Regions from separate parts of the Mus musculus genome. Here region 2 is linked to region 1. The links are chromatin loops, found by intact Hi-C in ENCODE. Cell type or tissue: left cerebral cortex. All regions are shown on one strand. Region 1 holds the start of Dpp10 (dipeptidylpeptidase 10). Region 2 has its middle 19 kb from the start of Gm25578.

Region 1 (8,000 bases):
ATAATATCTTGAGCCAATTCCCTCATTATCTACTTTCGTAACCTGTCCTGAATGTCTCAACTTCATATTCTAAGGGGAAAGGTGATACAGTGGAGTATCTCACTTCTGAGACTCTGGCAGCCAGCTAGAGATGCCCAGGGGAGATGTCTGCAAAACGGTTGGGGGGGGGGGGGGTGTCTCTAGGAACCCAGTGAATCCATGGAGAAGGCAGCTGTGTAAACTGTGTCTTCATGAAAACCTGAAGCCATTCCATTTTCACAGTACAACAGTGAACTTAAATTTAGTAAATTATTCTGAATGAAGTGGTCAGCTATCTATCAGAACACATGTATAACCTATAAGAGGAGTATTTTACGGGTGGCTTTATCAGGTGTCTCTAAGTTGTAAGAGCATGATTTTCCATCACTGGAACAGGAAACAACCCTCATTACCTACTCACAAGTGTTACAATGCCCGTGCTTTAGTTCCTCCAAGAAACAAAGTAAGAAAATTTTCTCAGAGGCATTCACAAAACTCATTATACTTTACCTTATACCTTATTCGAGTTACGTTGTAAGCACCCATGGGTTCCTCTGTGGTGTGTGTGTGTGTGTGTGTGTGTGTGTGTGTGTGTGTGTGTGTGTGTGTATGTGTGTGTGTGTGTGTATGTGTGTGTACATGTATGTGTGGTGCCCAGGAACATCCATGCACATATGTGAGAAGCCCAGAGCTCCATATCTGGTGTCTTCTTCTGATGCTCTATATCTTACTGTTTAACACATGATTTTTCTCTTGCAACTTGCTGACTCAGCAGGACTAGCTTGTGCACAAACCACAGGGATCCTCCTCCTTTTATTTCCCCAGTTCTGGGTTACAGGCATGGAATCCCACCAGGGATTTTCAGTGTGAGGGCTTAGGATCTGATCTCAGGTCCCAAGCTTGTGCAGGAAACACTAGTTAAGGAGTCATTTCCCTAACCTCATTATGAAGCTTTTTATTTTCCGCACAACTATGTCAATTAAATGTTAATTTTACATTTATGAATCCTAAAGATACTAATAAAGCAATATAATTACTATGCAAGTGAGTGTAATAAGAAACTACTGGAAAATGTATAGGTAAGTCTCTTTTGTGAGCTACCTCATATATATATATATATAAAATCTGTATATATTCATAATCTAATTTCCCCCTACTACATTGTAAACATAAGTAAATAACTTATCACTCAGGAGACACTTTTCTGATTTACGAAACTAAACATGTAAAATTACGCAGATTTAGAGCTAGCAGGGATCTTAGTAGTGATCCAGTGTGGAAATTTTAATTTTACCAGATATGGATGCAGAGGTGAGTTGCCATTGGCTTCCCTTGGCTCTTAGCTCCACAATGATACAGCAGGAGCAACTGCCAGCCTGCCTAAGCCTGGGTGGGGACTACACACACAAGCAGTGCAGTGATTGTTATATGAATATTAGATTATGAATTAGTATTTCTACCTTTGTCTTTAATGATGCTGTAATCAGAGACCATACTAAACAGAACTGCAAACATTTCTTAGAAAGAAATGTTTCCCTTCAGTAGGAAATCAAGTTAGAACTAGAAAAGCTAAGATTGTAGTTCCAATGTCTCATTTACTCACATTTCTGAGAAGAGAGAGAGAGAGTATTTTATATATAGAGAGAGTATTTTATTTGGGGAAATCAATTTACATGTTATTTAAGTTTCTGAAATTTAAACTATAGGTATCCATGACAAAAGGCAAAGACTCAAATAACCTATTCTTGAAAGTAAGATTTTCTCCCAGGCACCAGAGTTAGTGAAGCACGTAACAATTTATGTCTTGATTTGAAAGTAAAGTAAATTTTATACTGAATACTAAAAGTGAATGCAAGTTCAGCCACTGAATTCAATCCAATAAGTTATCCCAAATGGAAGCCACTATTCCTGCCTCATACTTTCTCCATGTGAAAGAAATCTGTCATAAAGTAAGTTCCCTCACGTTGAGCAAATTGTCCAAAATGGAATCGCTTGAGAGGATTCGTACACTCCAATAATGAAGAGATGAGCAAAATGTAAAGATGGACGCATTTTTCTGAATAATGCATGCTGTCTCCCCAGCCACTCAAATGACATAGAAGGGAAAAATCTGGGTTGCTAGATTTATAGACTAGCTATTTTACTTGTATTTCATTTTTATACATGCTTTATACTTTTACAACAAGTAAAATTATTCCCATCAAAATGTTATTTCTACTCAAACAGAACAAATAGAACATTCACAAGAAGTCAGGGATCACAGATGTTTGAAAAGTAAAGGTTTGCCTTCACCCAGATTTGTTTTTATGACTGTTGGGGGTAAACATAATTTTCTAGTAACGCAATTAGCAAAGGTAGACAGTTGACAAGTGGCAACTTCATAGAGTAACTGGGACAGGAAAGGAGACAGCACTTAGCTAACCATACCCCCACACAGCTACCCAACACCAAGGTTTCTGTTCCTTCTACCCAACTACTGAATTTATCAAAGCACCAGCTGGCTCTGTAGGTAAAGATGCTCCCGGGTATGGAGCATGAGCACCAGAGTTCAAGCCCCAGGACCAACTCGGTTCGGGGAGAAAACCCATGCTGGGATATTTGTCTCCCTCTTGCCTTTCAGTGATGAGCAATCCTCTGTGGACCCAGAAATCAGAGACTAGGACATTGCTTGTGTTCCATTTACCAAAATATATTCCTCTGCGCAACTTGGACAGAGCCACCTGCAGGTACGTGCCGGTGAAATTAGTGACCTTTGATAATTATAGCCCACAGTGCTCCACTTCTAAACTAGGCTGACTTTCTGATTTGTACCAGGGCTCCAGGTCCCAGGCTCCACGCTGTAGTTTAAGCTCTTGCATACAGGTGGAAAGGTGGAAGGCGAATGGAGAGGATCAGAGCCTTAATCTAGCCCTTGTTCCCCCTCCTCTTATCTCCTGTTTGGACAAATGTTCTGGGAAACATACTCGGGATGGGAATGGCTTGAATGGAGAGGAAGAACTTAAGAATTAAAAAAAAAAAATGTATGCAGTAAAAAGGATGTGGAAAGAAGAACCATGTGTGGTTAATGTCAATTTTTTTTTTTTTTTTTTTTTTTTTTTTACAAACCTTTAGGGATTCCAGTGCGTTCAGCCATCTCAGGAATCCAAGGTGGAAGTTAAAGCCTTTCTATTGCCTTAAGTCAGTAGATGATGCACACCCTTGGGTCACTGTATGGGACAAATGTCTCCGGTGCAGACAGGTGTCGCACACGCCCAGTGGGGCCCCAGGCGGGGATCCCCCTCGCACCCCCTCCCCTGCTACCCCTGCTTTCTCGAAGTGCTGGAGCATGCCTAGTGGCCGCTCTGGAGCCACCAAGGGTTTTTGCACTAGCTCACACTCCGTTTCTCCGGGTTTTATCCAGAGCCCGCGGGGGGTGGGCGGGGGGCTGGGGGGAGCCCGTAGAGCCTGGCGGCCTGGGCTACACCAGTGGGGAGCGCGTACGGGGCTGTCTCCCGCGCGCTTTAAGGTTGCTCGGGAGATGCTGGAGCGCAAAGCCTGGCTGCTGCTGCTGCTGCTACTACTGCTACTGCTGCTGCTGCACCTGGCGCGCTGAGCACCGTGCGGGGAGCCCCGAGGGCCGGCGGCGGTGCGGGTGCGCGGGTGGCGGACTGCGGTAGAATGAAAGCCTGGCTCCTCCGGCGTTGCAAGCCACCGCTCCGGCGCGATCAGGTGCTGGCAGCCAGCCGCCCGCCGCTCCACTAACTTGCCACTTGGTCGCATCTGGTGTCTGCATTTTCGGGTGGTGGTGGGGGGGCGGGGACAGTGGGGAGTCCGAGGATCTGCGGTAGTGGAAAAGAGGGATCCTGCAAAAGAGGGAGACTACTTGCTTCTGCTGCCGCTCTCCGTCCCCTCCCTGGCGCTCCCCTTCCCCCCCCCCCCCCAAACCCCACCGCTGCCGCCGCTGCTTTTCTCTTCCGCCAATTCCGAGAGCGACGGGGCGTCTGTGACATGCGATCGCTTGCCAAGTGACGGTCCCCGAGTGTGAAGTGCCCGCGAGGAAGTGTGAGCTCCGACGCGGGCGGCAAGGGGATGACAGCCATGAAGCAGGAGCAGCAACCCACCCCAGGGGCCAGGGCAACCCAGTCGCAGCCAGCCGACCAGGTGAGAGTTGGCCTCTAGGGACTATCCCTCCAGGGAGGGGTGGCTCCAATCAGTGTCCCCCCCCCCCCCACACACACACATTAGTCCCTCAGGATCCGCTCCCACGTTTGCCTCTCTTCATCTTCCCTCCGCCCGACTCCCAGGCTCTCTTGTCTCATCCATGGACCCAGCAGGAACTTAGAGCAGCCTAGTGCGCTCTGGCGTCAGAATGCTCAAGGTGGAGAGCCGTGGGGAAGCGGGCAGAGAGGTAAAGGCTGGAGATGTGCCAAGGCAGATAGGCTGCTGTGGGATGGAGGGGTGATCTGTTCTACCGTGGGGAGTCTTGACTTCTGCTGAACGCATTTGGAATGGATCTAGCGCTGTCCTGGAGACTGGCTCTTGAACAGGTCCAGCCTTGTCTCACTGGCTCAGACGCGCGCTGGCTGGAGATACTGAAGTAGGCAAACGACCTTTAAGCTATTAGAGTTTCCCTTCTGTTTTCTTTTGAGAGGATCATGATGGAAAAGCAGGGTGGGAAAAGAGGACTTCTCTAGTCTGCCGGGTGAAACTGAGCATGAGGGAATAAAAGGCGTTTATCATTCAGAATGGCAAGGAAGGTCTGGCTTTGGTGGTTTGTTGGGTCTAGATGTGTAGCGTCTGCTGAACTAAGGTGCCCTGCAGAACTAAGGTGCCCTGTATTGGCTGATTGGTTATTACTGTCCCCTTTGCGTCCTTTGATACCTGCCACCCTTTTTGGGTTGGTGTTGTTTGGGTCTTTAGACAATCTGTAGCCTAATGTTATGGAGAAATGTCTGTTTCCTGGGTCTGGTTTGGGGGAGATTTGAGAGTTGAGTCACGCTTTTTCTAAAGTTGGAGGGATCAGGAGCGAGGCGAAGCTCTCTCAAGGAGGACGGAGGCTGTAGAATCTGCCTGAGATGCGATCATATTTACATCAATTACAACTGGACTAAGAGGGCCATTCTTGGTCAGCGCAATGCTATGGAGCTAGATGATCCCGCAGCGAGATGCAGGAGGTGGAGCGCCAAGCTCTTTGCCCAAGGAGCGCACTGTCGGTGGAAGGCTGCTAGAGGCGTTTTAAGCATAGACACTCAGCTCACAGTTAGAAGTGCAGTGACTGGGCTGGGGGACCATACAAGGCAAGTAGACCCCAGCTCTTCAGCTCTTGGTATTCTAAACACTGTAGCCTTGGAGGAGCTGTCCAAATTGCCCAGAGCGATGCTGAAGCAGAGGAAGGGATGCCAGGAATGTTGTTATTAATATTCCAGTCTTGGTCATCTCCCCTGGCTTGTGGTCTCTTTCCTCCCTCTCCTATCCCATCCCATCTCCCTGCACATGTGTTTCACACAGGTGGAAAATTTCAGTGCTTTACAGCTCTCTCTGTTTAGTGAGGTAAAAATTGCAGTTTATGAAGCGTCTGCAGCCTTAAACCACCCATTCTTCGCCCTTAGATAAGAAGGCAAAGATTAAAATATTATTTATTCCACAATGTCCCCTCTTCTTATACCTCTTCTTTGCCCCCCTCCCCCATCAGCACACATCACCATGTAGAGACTGGTTGGCAGACTTATTGAAAAATATTTCAGGAGAGGAACACGGATGTAATCTTCCCTTTTAAGGCTGAAGTCCTTAAATTTTATCCACAAGGCTTGGACTCTCGACTGCTCCAGGAGGGATGTAACCGATAAGAATGATTAGCCAGGAGAGAGTCTACACATGAAATTTTTGCTCACTAACCTGTGACACCAGCTGGTAACTTGAGGTGCTGCAGACAGCTTCTGGAAGGGTGGGGGAGGTTTGCAAGAGGCAAGGCAGATATACAGAGGCACACTATATATATGCGTGGCAAATCCCTTTGTCAGGATTAACCTGACACTTAAAATTCACATGGTAAGAGAGGTTCGAACGTGGATTCATTTATTTCCCTAGCATGAATATTGGTAATGGCTATTTCAGATATTCAGAGAGTGGTCATCTGCAGAAGTCTAATTCTAATTGGGTATTTAAAAGAGATTCTGTGCTTGCACATGATTTCAAAGTGTGAGTAATATGCATACAGTCCATGTATTGGAAGAGGGTGATTTTTGTAAATGCAAAGTTAGGCTGATATAACTATTACATTAGCCTCAGAGGATACTTTCAGAAATTCCTGGGGAATCCTTGTAGCTAGGACTCTCCTTGTTCAAAGACTAATATATAAAATGATGGCCATTGTGAATGCTTAAGTTATGGTCTGAAACAAAGAATTGAACAGATTCAGTCACTATGCCTTGAAAATTTTCAAATAATCAGACAATGTTCATGTCATGCTAGATATGTTACAGTAATTGTACTGGCTGCCAGAATACTTCAAAATAAAAATTCATAAATTTAACTTAACTTTTACCTTCATGCAGTTCTTTTCGGTGATTAAACAGGAGGCGTATTCCAGCTACTCACTCAGTGTGTATTGATTCTGAGTGATTTAGACTTTTGAATGTTGTCCAGAAGGTCTTTCACTTTCTGTGATAGTGATTTTCATGAGCCTCATAGATGCCTTGCCCTGTGGCATCTGACATATATGCATTTAGCACGGGGCAAGAAAAGTCATTCTTGGGAATGGTGGTGGCTAGGGGGTCATTGAATCCGGAAACTATCGTAGCCTATAAAGGGCTCCTTTTCTCTGCTTCCTCTTGTCATTTGCTGTCCTCTGTCACATTCACCCTGACTAGAGGCAAGGCCTCCTAAGAAAACAGCAGGGGCTGTGCACATTTTTAAAAAATATTTTGAGTCATTGCCAATATATTTATCACTTTAGTCATCACCCTTTTAAAATACCAATTGATTCAGTTTTTTAAAAGACTGATTGCATTTACAATAGCTGCTTTTGTTTTAATAATACTCTACATTTATAAAAGGCTAAAAAATATATAAGCTTACAGGGGCAGATATAGTCACACCAACTTACCATGATCAATTCCCCACTTTTTATTGACGGATCTAAAGATCTTGAGTGGCCAATTATAGCTCATTGTTATCCGAGAACAATCACCTCTGAAGCAGTTGTTCTGTGTACTCTTATGTTCTTGAGTTGAGCAGGAAACATTTATCAAATGCAGTTTTATATTAGACTCTCAAAGCAGCATTTTGAGGTCACTTTTGTTGCCTCCATTTCCCACTTCAGTGATGATGGTACGAAAGCTCTTTTTAAAAAGTTAAGCCTCATAATCAAATTTGTCTTCAGAATTGTTGATGTGACTGAACTTGGGTCATTTAAATTGGAAGTCCCACCTCCCAACTTCTACACAATCACAACAACATATTCTCATGAGAAGTAGTGAGAATGATTACAAACTTTGCTTTGTGCATGTGTGTACATCACCTTGAATGGTAAATAGATATATGTCTCTTTAAATCATCAGGCACTGTGTAAATGCTGCCACTTTGAACGTTAAAAATGAACTAGGCATATTGCTAAATAATCTAGAAACAATGAAACAAATCAGGTAGATGATCACAAATACATTAGGAACTTTAGAAAACGTTTCTATCTCACTTTTGTGATAGTGAGGTGATTCTCAAGGTTTGTGAGTTTAGCAAGACAGGGTTTTGAAATTGTTCTTATTCCACCAGGTGGCGCCTTCTGCTGAGCCAACTGGGACAGTTACCTCTTGAGTGCTTGGCTGTCTTCTTAAAGCCAAAAACAAAACAAAACAAGACAAGATAAAACAAAACAAAACAAAACAAAACAAAACAAACAACTGTGGGCACACACAAAGCTCAAATAAAGTAAAAGAACAAACTCCAGTTCTGAAATACAACTTCATAGTACTTTTTAAAACAACTTTTACAGCAATGGTAAAAAT
Region 2 (8,000 bases), 460 kb before region 1:
AACTGCAGTGCAGAGTAAGAAAATGAAACCTGTATATTCATGTGTGTGTGTGTGTGTGTGTGTGTGTGTGTGTGTGTGTGTGTGTGTGTGTTCATTCATCTGGGTATCATGGTCGCTGGATAAATTTTGACATCTATACTTGCCTTCATCTTGGGGCAACAAGGTCTCCTTTTCCTGTTTATGACTATGCATGCCAGGGTAGATATCTCGCAAGCTTCTGAGTACCATCCTATCTCTATTTCACACCTTGCTATGGAGCAATAATATTACAAACACATATTACCCTGCCTAACTTGTATGCAGGTTCTAGAGATTTGAACCCATCTCCTCATTGTATGCACGCACTTTACCCACTGAGCCATCTCATAGCCATAGTTAAGATATATGAGAATTGTCATAAACAAGAAATAAAAGCAAAAGCATTGTTGACATCTCTTCATAGTTATAACTAGGATTTGTGCTTAAACTATATTAAATACTAGCTGTTGCCAGCATTACTGCATCAACTTTGTGAAATTTAATCAACCAGTTAGAAAAGTCCTTAGCATGATTCATCTTCCTTTCCACTGTCAAAGAATTGTGGAACAATGGCCTGAACTTGTATCTGATTGAAGAAGGCATTTTGAATGCATCAGAGAATGTAGGGACCTATACATTTATTGCTGTTGTCTAGACAATTTCAGATTTACTATACATTTTGAAGAGAAGGCAGTGGTCTGTGAAAAGGCTAACATTTCTCTAGGAGACAAAAATCTGCCTGACAGCAAAACATCCCTCCAGCCTTTCCCAAGCACTGCTTATACAGAAAGCTTGATGGAAGACAGAATCTATAAGACTTCAAGGAGACACAGTTGAGAGATAGAATCAATAGGAGGCATCTGTATTCCTGTCTTGGACCATCCCGAGGTCAGTATTTGGTTATTTCAGAAGGTTAAAATTCAAGTAGATCATATGCTGATGGGCAGATACCAAACCTCAGAGGGCAGTGATTTCATGTCCCACAGCTTCTAGTCTCAGTCATTTCCAGGACTGGGGGTGATTTTAAACAATGCACATAAGCCTGTTTCCTGGGCTGTAAAATGCATATTAGTTTACTCCTCTTTTGTTTCTTCTTCTAGAATTTTAGGAAAATATATAAGAGGAAAACCATCTAGCACCAGCACACATTCCAACTGAAAGGACGGCTGGAGCTGGACATCCATCCATTCAGGAGAAAGCTTGGCTTGCAGAGAAGCTGGGAGCGCTTTGCCTGGTCCCTATGGGACTTCACAAAAATCTCTTACTCTTTTTATAGGATCACTACCTCTAGTGAGGAAAAAGGTCAAAACTGGAAACAATAGCTGGCCAGTAGAGTGACTAACTGGAGAATCTGGGGCCAGATGTCTGTGCTCCAATCTCTGTCCAATTATTTCACAGGTCTTGCACATTTTCAGAACAAGTTAATATTTTGAACCTTGACTTCATTTATGGGAGATTAGAAGGCAGCTTTGTAAGTGAAGGCCTTCTCCATGGCTACCCATGGTGGATCCCAATGAAAAGAGGTAGTCCATGGTTCTAAGGCACTTATTGTCATGGTAGAAAGTGGATGAGTTAAACCATATCCCATTTCTCAAGATGGGCCTGATGATAAGTACCTTTTGCAGGGAGAAATATCTTATTGGCTAAGAAAAAACTTATTGGGTAAGCCCTCCAGGCCTTTATGTACCTCATTAAAATGGAGATCTGTCTGGAGCCTATGTGACCACTGGTCATGTCCTCTGCAAGTGGAGGAGTTTGGGGCCTTGTCTTTAAGTGACTAGTGGCCACAAATCTATAGGGGGCTGCAGTTAGTGACAGGGGTTTGATATCTGGGAAAGCAAAACACCTATTCTCCCTTCAGGGTTTCTGGGGCTTTAAGCCTTAGCTCAACTGGGGACCAAGCTACCTTTCAAGGTCCCACATAGCACACCTTTTCCACCTTGTCTGAACAAGACAGGTCATAATTCACTCATCTGGTACATTTGATTAATTGTATGAACAGCAGAAAGCCCAGGGAAATTGCTAATATAGAATATATGTTCTTACAATGACAACACAGTCAACATCTGTCAATTTTACCTGCCTGCCATTCATTTGTATTGTGCCAGTGGCAGTCTTTGATTGTCCTTTCAGGGAACTTAGCCCTATTGAGACTGTCAAATTCAAGACTTATCATTTCAAGACAAAGGGTGAGAAGTCATGCAACCTAACTCAATCATGCCGTCTCTTCTTAAATACTTGTTTTCAGCCAAATGGCACAAAACAGTATCAGGTCATCCATTTGTCACAAAGCTTTAAAAATCCACCTGTCCTCAATCCGTAAGTATTTAAAGAAGTCTTATTCCTAAATGCCTGTCATCCAGCAGTTCTTCTCATCCTTAAACAACCTCTTCCCTTCTGGCAAAATTCTTAGTCTAAGTGAGACTTCACTTTATATTCTTAAATCAAATAGCATAAATAAAGACATTAAGAAAGACAGCATATTTTTGAAGGTGAAATGTTAGGGGTAGTAATGAAATGTGGCAGCGGTTCTTCTATAAATAAATTAGAACTCTTGCCAAAAATATTGTTCGGTTGCTTTCTAAAACTCTCTTCTTAAAAACAGTCTAAATTTGGGGTGAATAGTCATTGAATTTGATATTAGAAGAAATAATGAGTCATAGAAGTAGGAGTATCTTGTACTAGCATGGAGACATCAAGATGGGTATGGGACAATTTTGAGTAAGGAAAATGAGCTGTGTACAATGGAAAACTATCTTGAAACTTAGACATCTATACAGGCTGAAAATAGTGTGTGACAATAAGAGGGATAGACAGCTATGATCTTCTGGCCCTTTGTTGCCCAATGTCTGTCTTTGGATTTTTTTTTTTTGACACACTGATTCATTTGTTTGTGGTTTCTTGAATACAGCAAGAACAAAACTATTCCCATGACAATTGATCATGACATTGGTGCTTTAAACCTACCTGGCCATTTGCAGGGATGACTTGTTGACTCCTAATTTAAAATACATTTATGTACTGGGGTAATAGCTCAGTCAATAAAGTACTTAACTTGGAGGAATGAAGACCTGAATTCAATCACTAAAACCTAAGTTAAAATCCAAATGCTTGGCCAGGAGAATGTGAACACAATCCCAGGACTGTGCTGGTAGATGTAGGCGTATCTCTGGGGCTTGCTGTGCAGTCAGAATAAACTACTCCGTGAGTTTTAAGTCAGTGAAAGACCCTAACTTAAAAAGAAGGTGAGTAGTGCATGATGAACTACACTAAAGGTCATTCTTTGTTCTCCACAATTAAGCATGCACACACACATGCGAGGACACATATATATAGTAGTAGTCGTAGTCGTAGTTGTAGTCGTAGTAGTAATGCCCTAATAATTATAGTCAGGTTCAGAAATCGAATTAGCTACTGTACCCTATTTGCTACTTCCTTTCAAAGTAAATTGAAAACAGTGTCTGAAACTTCAAAGACTCTAGCTGGCAGTGTTGGAGGTGGATAGCTTCTAAAATGGGCTATCTGGAGGATGCATTTCTTCACACTGTTATGGTAACGTGCTACATAATCACATGCGATGGGAGGTTTTGTTCTACTGCATTTGGAATTGGTTAGTGAAGAGAATACATCATCACATAATTTTTTATTCAAGTACACAAGTTTTGTTTTGTTTTGTTTTGTTTTGTTTTGTTTTGTTTAATCAAACCCTATTTTTAGTGTATACTGATGAGTGTAAGGGGCACATGAACCAATATGCAGCTGGCTATCTGATCTTCAAAAAATTTTAATTTCCCATAAACAAAGGTCCAAGGAATTATAAACAAAAAGACACTATAAGGCAAAATTAAGTCTGCCTGAAAGAGATTAAATGAAAAGAGTTGACTTTTCTTTCTCCTTTCACATTTTCTTAGAGTTAAGAACAAAGATGAAACGACTGTAGTCCATATTGACACTTGGGATACTTTCAATGAAAATTAGGTATGATTTTTCTTTTAATATCAGAAGATCTGTTGGGGCTGAACCTGTTCAAGTTGGAATATGTGGGATGCTTGGACCTGGCAATGGAGGGTCACTGGGAGTGGAACATGACTGACTCTACAAAGGCAATCATTTTGTCCAATCATTTCTTCTTTCTCTCTGGGCCAACTTCCTCATTACTTTTACTGTTCATGTTTAGAGGCTTATTTTATTGTTTTTATTTATGTCTATAGTGAGCCCATGTACTGTGCACATGTGAATGTTAGTACCCACCAAAGGCAGAAAAGGGGACCATCTGGAGCTAAGGTACAGGCAGGTGTGAATCTCTTTTGCAGGTGCTGGGGACCAAACACTGGCTCTCGTAGGCAGCAAGACCATTATACACTCTTCACCCAGGAGCCATTTCTCTGGCTACCCTGCCTCTCCCTGATTCTTTTAAAGAAACTGACCTGCTTTAAAATGACATTTCTATGATTTGAGAGAGCTTTTGTTTAGTGATGTAGAAATGTTCCTGTCTGTGGACAGTTGCACATGAATGTATGTGCACATATGTGTGGAGGCCAGAGCGTTAGCTCAAGTGCTGATCCTCAAGACACCATCCACCTTGTTTTTGGAAAGAGGTCTCACACTGGCCTGAAGCTACTTTACCTAATTTCGCTAAGCTGGCTGTCCAGCTAGTCCCAGGGATCCACATGTCTCTACCTCCCTAGAGCTGAGAATACAATTTCATGCTACCATACACAGGTACACTTTTTTTATACCCATTGTTTCTTACTAACTGGAAAATTTCCAAAGAAACTTAGGTGGATCAGTCCATTTCACCAGCTCCTTCCACTTTCTGTTTCTCTCATACTAATTCCCTTTATTCCAACTATTTCCCAAACACAAAATGCCAATAAAGCATGAGAATAGTGACACTGAGCTCGATAGATGTCCAGTGGTTCAAAGTGCAGAGCTGTCTTTGCCCCCTCCCCACAGCGAGGTCCTTTTCTGCTGAGCCAAGTACATTTAATTAACTCATTCATTTGCTCTGACCCTATTATCAGTCTTAATTTTTCTTGCCTTCCTCTGATCTCAGGGCAGAAAAATCAATTGTTTCAAATCAATTAAAAGAAAAAGGGATTTAATAATCATCAGAGAAATGGCAGATAAAACCCCACCACTACACACTCCTTACTGGCTATGCGATCTGCTCAGGGTGCAGAATCCTTCCAGGCATAATGGATGCTGGGAGGCTGGAAAGTGTTGTCTCTGGATCATTTGATTTCCACAGGGGAGCAAAGACTTCCAGAAGACATTGGAGAATAGATCTGAGAATCATCTTAGAGAAAACGCCGGATCATTTTCCTTCCTTGCATTTGATGAGCCAACTCCAAAGGAACCCACTGAGAAACTATTTAGAACTCTAATTAAAGAAATGAAGCCAACTCCTTTAGGTACCATCTAGAGATGAACAGAAATAGAAATGGAACCAAACAATCCCCCAAACAAGGGGCCTTTATGTGTCTATAGCAGTCTCACACCATCTCATTTAGGCATGGAAAGCAAAGCATCGGGCTGGAGACGTGGATGAGCAGATAAGAAGGTACACTGGGGAGGGACAGGAGAGGTGGCCAGATGGTCTTGAGAATGAATGGAAATCTGCAACTGACAGGGCTGGGGAGGTAGGAGACACCTCTAGGACTATACAGAGACCTGGGCCAAGGGAGATGCCCAAGAATCAATGGGGGTGACCTTAGCTGTGACTCACATCATTGAGGATATGGAACCTGAAGAAGCTACGTCCTCTAGTCAGCCAGAAATGCCAGTGAAACTACAGAGACACCAACCCACCCACAGACCTTTCACCCCCAAATTTATCCTGTCTACAAGAAATACAGGGATATGGGATGGAACAGAGACTTAGAAAATGGCCAAGCAATCTTAGATCCAACTTGAGCCCTATTCTATGGGCAAGTACCAATCCCTGACACTAATATTAATACTCTTTTATGCATGCACATAGGAGTCTAGTATGGTTGTTTTCTGAATAACTTCACCCATCATCAGCTGATTCAGATAGATGCAGACATCCACAATCAAACAGTGAGAGGAGGTTGGAAACTCTTGTGGAAGAATAGGAGGAAGGATTGTAGGCCTTAAAGTGGATAGGAACTCCACAGGAAGATCAACATTGAGACTAACCTGGACCATTGGGATTCTCAGAGACTGAAACATCAGCCAAAGGGCATACACAAGACCACTGGGACTCTCAGAGTCTGAAACACCAAACAAATGGCATACACAGGCTGGACCTAGGCCTCCCTGCATATATGTAATAGATATGCAGCTTGGTCTTTATGTGGGTCCTGAGCAACTGGGGCGGGGGAGACTATCTCAAAAGCTATTGCCTATCTGTGGGATATGTTATTCTAGCTGGGCTGAATTGTTTGGTCTGTGTGGAAAAGGACATCTGATGTCCCAGAGTGGGACGATACTCAGGGGTATCCCAATGCTCAGAGAAGAAGGGGATAAAGATAAGGGAAGTATTGTAGCAGTGAGTGAATGGGAAGAGGGCAGTGAGCAGGATATAAAGTGAATAATTTAAAAGAAGAAGAAAGAGAAGGAGAAGGAAAAGGAGACGAAGGAGAAGAAGGAGGAGGAAGAAGAAGAAGAAGAAGGAGAAGAAGAAGGAGAAGGAGGAGGAGGAGGAGGAGGAGGAGGAGGAGGAGGAGGAGGAGAAGAAGAAGAAGAAGAAGAAGAAGAAGAAGAAGAAGAAGAAGAAGAAGAAGAAGAAGAAAAGGTTTCATTTGAAAAGACCCGAGTATGGTTCTGTGACTATGGAGTCACAGAAAGATGGAAGATGGGCAGGTCATTTGATGCACTCTTCTGGTCTTCATAGAAATGAGCATGCATGAGTGCAACCAGGCACACACACACACACAAATCCATACAAATATGCACACACAGAATTAAAATAAATGTTTTAAAAATGTTAAGAACCAAAACTTGCAGTGAGATTGAGGCTGCACTGTGAGTTTCCTTGGTACACACTCGGTTGTGCATCTATTTTGGTGAGAACGAACTTTGTCATTTAATCAGTCCTGAGTGGCCTGCTTTTCCTTCATAAAGGTTAAGGGAAGGAGTGACAGAGTAGTCTCTCCTACTTTCATTAAGGGACTATGGATAAGTAGGTGAGAAATGGTGCTGGTGGGAGAATTTCCCTTTCCCACCCCTGCTTTTTGGCAGTTAGATGTTAATCACACAGCATTAGTCCTTTAGGGTGCCAGCCACCTGACAACTTTCCCTTAAGAATAACAAATTGTGTCCTTCACCAGTAAGAATAAGACTTCATTCTGTTTTCATTTTTTTATCAGTCTTTTACCCTCTGTAAATGCGATAAGTATGAAAGTCTTTTTTTTTTTCTTTCTTTTTTTAAGGGCCGCTGAAGAGATTTTGGACAGAAAAAGACTGTACTTTCTAACATGAATATGGCAAAGTCACCTCCAATATAGATCTCCCTTCTCTCACCTCAGTCCAGCTGTGTTGACAGAGATACACCTGTCAAAGCCTTTAAAAGGGTCAACACCCAGAAGAGTGGTGTCTCAAAGTTCTGGAGTTTGTGGAAATACATAAAACTTATGAGAATATTTTATGTACCTATTTTATGTTCTTAAACAAACTGGTATGTTTTATACTCTAAAAGTCCCAGACATTTATAAAATGCACATTAAACATATCGATCCACCCCAAGCTTCCTATCAAACCACTCAAGTAGTCCTATTCATCCACCTTCGAGCTTCATGTCCTTTTATTTGTTTATTTTTGGCATTAATACTCCTGAGGTCAATGAGTGCTGCACATATACATGCAGCTGTGTGGCCAAGCACTGGTGCATGGGAAACCTACTAACAGACAAAGGAGAGTGACGTTTCCTTCCTTAGCACCTCTCTCTATAGGAGTGCTGCATCAGAGGTGCCTGCACATCTGAGTTGAAATGTTATTGGCTTTATTTTGTGCAGGCA

Evidence for each region. A loop is a pair of places that touch in the nucleus more often than their neighbours do. Peaks named below come from ENCODE experiments on the same cell type or tissue, not always from the same donor. Only the 100,000 strongest peaks of a DNase experiment are listed, where the experiment ranks them.
Region 2: a loop joins it to region 1, with 4 times the contacts of the local background. A loop is called at or near these places in 4 of 42 quality-filtered maps.

The regions. Positions count from the first base shown.
Region 1 is chr1:124,041,530-124,049,529 of GRCm38, reverse strand. It overlaps Dpp10 (dipeptidylpeptidase 10), which reads left to right and starts at 3,971. Exons shown (of 26, transcript NM_199021.3): 1 at 3,971-4,158. The coding sequence starts at 4,087. In left cerebral cortex, CTCF peaks have their summits at 3,346, 5,893 and 7,756 (motif pointing right); DNase peaks (open chromatin) are centred at 4,414, 5,106, 5,899, 7,757 and 3 more places; H3K4me3 peaks cover 3,380 bases; H3K27ac peaks cover 3,180 bases.
Region 2 is chr1:124,506,227-124,514,226 of GRCm38, reverse strand. It overlaps a transcript of Dpp10 not described here. Among named protein-coding and RNA genes, the nearest start is that of Gm25578, 19 kb to the right of the region's middle. In left cerebral cortex, no CTCF peak of the experiment used is centred here; a DNase peak (open chromatin) is centred at 3,551.